2 separate regions of the Homo sapiens genome follow, and region 2 is linked to region 1. Evidence: chromatin loops called from intact Hi-C (ENCODE). Cell type or tissue: breast epithelium. All regions are shown on one strand. Links, peaks and the distances in the headings refer to the core of each region. The heading gives the core; the rest is flanking DNA. Region 1 overlaps ZBTB8B (zinc finger and BTB domain containing 8B). Region 2 overlaps ZBTB8A (zinc finger and BTB domain containing 8A).

Region 1 (2,922 bases), core at 276-2,775:
TTTTTTCCAACCTCGCTGATTTTTTTCCTTCTTTCTTTTTTGAGACAGAGTTCCACTCTGTCACCCAGGCTGGAGTGCAGTGGTGCAATCTCGGCCCACTGCAATCTCCGCCTCCAGAGTTCAAAGAGTTCTCATGCCTCAGCCTCCTGAGTAGCTGGGATTACAGAGGTATGCCACCATGCCCGGCTAATTTTTGTATTTTTAGAAGAGATGGGGTTTCATTTTGGTCAGGCTGGTCTCGAACTCCTAACCTCAGGTGATACACCCGCCTCAGCCTTCCAAAGTGCTGAGATTACAGGTGTGAGCCACCATGTCCGGCCTCTAACTGATTTTTGAAATATAAATTGGGTGTGATTCAGGGAATGTAACAAGAACAATCTTATTTGAAACAGAAAACCACATATTTTTAAGTCAGCAGCCCACATGATAAGATGGTATTGAGTAAAAATGTATTCTTAGGTATTTCTTGACTCAGTGGATTTTAATCAGTCTACTGCAAAAGCTAGTTTTATTTAAAGGGCTGCAATTATATATAAGAATTATTAGAAAAACAGATTAGCCACTTAATCTAAAAATACCTAGATGCAGTATTCCTGGTTTTTAATGAAATATTTATCTAGTTTGGGATTAAAATTAACTTAGGGCCATCAAAAATGCAAATTATCTTTAATTTGGTTAAATCAACCTGGGAGTAAATGGAAATAATCTCAAGCTAAATTTTTGTTTTGATTTATATACAGTCAGATTGAAACACCCTAGTTACAAGTTTAGAATAGGAGTGGCCTCAACAAAGGAAAAAGTCCTTTGTTCCTCTGTTGCTCATTTTGTCCTCGGAAACAAATACAATTTAACTATTTTCTGTACCGTCCCAAATTTGAAGCTGACCTGAATTTGGTACCTATAAATTTAAAATGGCTAAGGTTAAAATAGTTAAAACAGTTTCTTTAGAATGAGTTGTTAGCTGGGTGTGGTAGTGTACACCTGTAGTCCCAGCTACTCCAAAGGCTGAGGCAGGAGGATTGCTTGAGCCCAGAAGTTCAAAGCTGCAGTGAACTAGGATCATGTCACCACACTCCAGCGTGGGCAACAGAATGAGACCCTGTCTCAAAAAAAAAGGTTTTTTTTTAATTGAATGAATGCAATAAGGAATTGAGGATCGTCTCACATTAATGAGTGAATAACCCTTCATAATTTTAGTTACTGTTTTTCTCAGGGCAATTATTTTATATAAAATTCTAATGGAGAATTTTATGGACAAGATTTTAGTTAAGGAAAAAAATAACCCCACAAAATAAAGAGAACTATTAGAGCTCTAAACAGAAGAAGCTTCCATCAAACCGTTTTTCCCACTTTTTTGTCCCACGGTCTTAGGACCAACAATTTAGTAATACGAGACAATTTCTGGCAGACTATCCCAAGCTGGGACATTTTAGATTCTGTGAAAGAAGACTGACTACTGTCTGATGAATGGGTAATTGATGATGCAATGTATGAAAAAAGTAAGGCAGACAACTCAAAAATCACAGGAAGTGCAGCCATTCTACGTGCCGAGCTCTACAGTTACACACTGTCCAACAGCTCTCGGAAGAAAAACAGAAACTGACTTTATCTTTGCCTGCCAAGTTTGCAAATGGATTAGTTCATTACAAAGGCACTTGTCAAAACATATTTATTAAAAAGAGGAGCCAGAGTTGGAAATCATCTTGACCATTAAAAAAATAGCAACTGATACCTTGTTTAACAAGTAAGACAGTTTCTGCTTTTTGGAATTGAATTGGTTTTTAAGTGGTAATGTACCAGGTCTGTTTATATAGGTCAGTGTTGCCCAGGTTGTATTGTTTTGCTGTTTTTACTTTTTTATATATAAAGAACTAAAATTACGAGAGAATAAATTCGTGGATATAATCTAAATCTGATTTCTCCTTTCAGTTGTTTGGCATTCCATTTTTTATATAAATCTTTAAGACATATGTGCATATTTTTATTTTAAAAATTATTTCTGCTTAAACAACAGTTTCAAATATTTCTCTTTTGAAGACAAAATTGGTTTAGTTTCAGCAATGTATTGATATAATTTTACATTTTTTTAAATGTTGAGGCTGGGTTTATTTAAGATTAGCTGGGCTCGCTGCCTGCTCTTAAGAAAAACATGTATAGCCTATAAATTTTTAAAGGATTCCCATAATAATATAGAACTGCTAACACTAAATATGTTTCCATCTGTTTAAAGACTCATTAACTTCATTTAGTAATAGGAAAAAAAGCTACTAGGTAGAACAGGGGTTAGGCTAAATCCTGCTTGCTGCCTGTTTTTTTGGTAAATAAAGTTATATTGGAAGACAGGCACATCCATTCCTTTTTGTCATTGTTTATGCCATCAATGACAAAGGTGAGTGGTTGCTACAGACACCTTTATCCACAAAGCCTAACATATTTACTATCTGGCCCTTCACAGAGAATTGCCTACCTATGATGTTGGGTGGGACAGGAGATCTTTTATTCCTTATGTAGGGATGATGGAGGTAGAATAAGTCCCTACTTTGGACCAATCTGTGAGCATCACTAGGATTTAAACATGTCTGGTATGTATGAAGGTCAGTGGAGCGGGCACCGCTGATCTGTATGAAGTTTTTTTAGAGAAGTCACTAGAAGGATCTGGCCAGGAGAAAGATGGTCACTTGGCTCAGCTCCAAGGAAGTATGCCTAAGCCTTCCGTTTGAGAGCTACATGCAGAAACTGAGCATGATCTATAATCTTGGTGAGATGCTAGGAGTTCAAACTGTACTGCTTTTTTTTTTTTTATTTAAATACTGCTGCAATGCTTTAAACACCTGATGCCAGGTAGGAGGGCAGGGGCATTGCCCTGCACTTCCGCAATACTGCATGTCCTCAGGGTGTTCTCAGTACAGGTGTGGCCCAGGC
Region 2 (2,922 bases), core at 272-2,771, 68 kb after region 1:
AGAAGCAAGACCAGGCACGATGGCTCACCCTGTAATCCCAGCAGTTTGGGAGGCCAAGGCGGGAGGATCCCGTGGGCCCAGGAGTTTGAGGTTGCAGTGAGCTATGATCACACCAAGGAAAGGGAGTTAATGAGGAAAAGTTGTAAGACCTGATTCCCCACCCTACAGGATTTCTCTCCTTTTCCCCCCTAGGGCTGACACCTTCTTTTTCTTTTTCTTTCTTTTTTTTCTTTTTTTTGAAACAAGGTCTCACTTTGTCACCCAGGCTGGAGTGCAATGATGTGATCTCAGCTCAGTGCAGCCTCCGCCTCCTGGATTCAAGCAATTCTCTTGCCTTAACCTCCCAAGTAGCTGGTATTACAGGCGCCCGCCACCACACCCAGCTAATTTTTGTGTGTGTGTGTCTTTTTAGTAGAGATGGAGTTTCATCATCTTGGCCAGGCTGGTCTCGAACTCCTGACCTCGGGTGATCTGCCCACCTCAGCCTCCCAAAGTTCTGGGATCACAGGCATAAGCCACCACGCCCAGCCACCTTCTTCCTAAGGATAATTTATTTTAGACAGGCTCTTCTTCCCCAGTCACCTTACTCTCAAGCCAGAGGGGTTGAGGAAGCCCCATCATAGAACCTAGTCATCTCTTAGGTGGAATGGCCTCTGAGACAAAACATTAAAGAGGATGGGGAGTACATCTTGCTTCTTAATAATGTTATTGATACCAGAGCTGTATTTTGACATTATGCAAAATTGATACTGAGATGCCAGCAAGGTCATTTTATCTCAGTTTTGCAACAGCTAATTTGAAACCATGGGCACGGTGAGCAGACTGCATGCTGTCACTGGTCCTGAGGACATTGCAGTATTTGAATGGTGAGAAGTGACAGCACTCAGAAAGGGACACACCAGATTTCTATGGCTTCTTTACCCTAGGGTCTCAAAGGACATTACTGCTTTATTTCTCATTCCTTAGAAAATAGTGCACCAGAATAACTCATCCCTAAGAACTCAAGATGATTGGTATTTTACCATTTTTACTCCATCCCAGTGCCAAGCTTCAGTGTTTCTCTAGTGTAATTGATACATCAGAATTTTTACGTTATAAGCTGTGATAAAACCGTAATACTTTTGGGCCACTTTAAGTCTGGAGCTTTTATGATTTCACATTGAAAAAAAGTCTGGAGCTTTATTAGGTAAGTGGAAATGTAACACAGATGTCTGGGTAATGGAAGCCAATAGCCTGTTTTTAACAGAATTATTCTTTAAAAGCAGAATGAAATTCCCTCTCTAGAATTTAGGGGTATAAATTCTCTATCCTCAGCCTTTGACCTATAACCTCTTCAGGAAAAAGGATTCATCTCTCTGTCTCTAATCTTTCACCAAAATACCAAATAATTAAGCACACATGTTCAATAGCAAAATATACCTAAAACAATTAATACACAAAGTAGAACCAATAGTTTCTCTCATTTTTAGAGTATCTAAAAAAAAAAACCCAACAACTTATGCTGGCATTTTATAGTATAACTTGATTTATTTCAGGATCTCATTGTAACAAACAGGAACACATGTAGTATATCATTTAACTGCAGCAAAATTGTTTAAAAGTGTTGAAGTTGGAACAATCCTCAGAGATCATACAGTCCCACCTCCTACCAAATGCAGTCACCCAAAATCAATGACATTCCACCTCTGCTACAATGGTAGCATAGGAAGTGTTACTTTGCAAAGTGACTAATTCTGTTGTTCATCAGTTTGGCCCAGTGTTTCTCAAATTTTTCTTACCAAAACCCACAGTAAGAAATACATTTTGGCTGGGTGCAGTGGCTCATGCCTGTAATCCCAACACTTTGGGAAGCCAAGGTGAGTTGATTGCTTGAGCTCAGGAGTTTGAGACTGCCTCGGTAAGGTGGCAAAACCCCATCTTTACAAAAAAACACAAACATTAACCAGGCATGGTGGCATGTGCCTGGAGTCCCAGCCAGGAGACTGAGGTTGAAAGATTGCTTGAGCCCAGGACACTGAGGCTGCAGTGAGCCGTGATCATGCCATTGCACTCCAGGCTGGGCGACAGGGCAAGACCCTGTCCCCTCCCCCCAAAAAAAGAAAAGAAAAAAAGAAATCCGTTTTAAGGCTGGGCACAGTGGGTCATGCCTGCCCATAATCCCTGCACTTTGGGAGGCCCAGGCTGGAGGATTGCTTGAGGCTGGGAGTTAAAGATCAACCTGAGCAACATAGCAAGACCGTGTCTCTACAAAATAATTAAAAAATTAGCTGGGCGTGGTGGCATGCCCTGTAACCCCAGCTACTCAGGAGGCTGAGGTGAGAGGACCTCTTGAGCCCAGGAGTCTGAGGCTGCAGTAAGCTGTGATCACCTACTGCAGTCCAACCTGGGTGACAGATTGAGACCGTCTTTAAAAAATTTTTTTTAATTAAAAATAAATAAATAGCTGTTCTTTATGAGCTCAAATTCATTTCCCTTTAGTCCTATATTTTGGTCCATTTCCTTTTTAGTGAATATTTATTCATTCAACAAATACTGACTGAGCATCTGTATGCTGGACATTATGCACTGTGCTAGGGATGCTGAGGTGGAAAAAACAGAGACTCATACCTTTTGGAGCTTAGATTCTAGTGCTTAGTCTAGAAGCCTAGTCTGCTAGACCAATTAAGAGAATAATTCTGGCCGGGCACCGTGGCTCACGCCTGTAATCTCAGCACTTTGGGAGGCTGAGGCAGGCAGATCATGACGTCAGGAGATCGAGACCATCCTGGCTAACATGGTGAAACCCAGTCTCTACTAAAAATACAAAAAAATTAGCCAGGCGTGGTGGCGGGCACCTGTAGTCCCAGCTACTTGGGAGGCTGAAGCAGGAGAATGGCGTGAACCCAGGAGGCGGAGCTTGCAGTGAGCCAAGATCGTGCCATT

The links. Peaks named below come from ENCODE experiments on the same cell type or tissue, not always from the same donor. Only the 100,000 strongest peaks of a DNase experiment are listed, where the experiment ranks them.
Region 2: a loop joins it to region 1, with 26 times the contacts of the local background. A loop is called at or near these places in 1 of 110 quality-filtered maps.

The regions. Positions count from the first base shown.
Region 1 is chr1:32,494,776-32,497,697 of GRCh38, forward strand. It overlaps ZBTB8B (zinc finger and BTB domain containing 8B), which reads left to right. Exons shown (of 4, transcript NM_001145720.2): 4 at 1-1,911. Among named protein-coding and RNA genes, the nearest start is that of ZBTB8B, 31 kb to the left of the region's middle. In breast epithelium, for the core only: no CTCF peak of the experiment used is centred there; a DNase peak (open chromatin) is centred at 1,541; H3K27ac peaks cover 610 bases.
Region 2 is chr1:32,563,243-32,566,164 of GRCh38, forward strand. All of the region lies in intron 2 of ZBTB8A (zinc finger and BTB domain containing 8A), which reads left to right. Among named protein-coding and RNA genes, the nearest start is that of ZBTB8A, 25 kb to the left of the region's middle. In breast epithelium, for the core only: no CTCF peak of the experiment used is centred there; no DNase peak of the experiment used is centred there.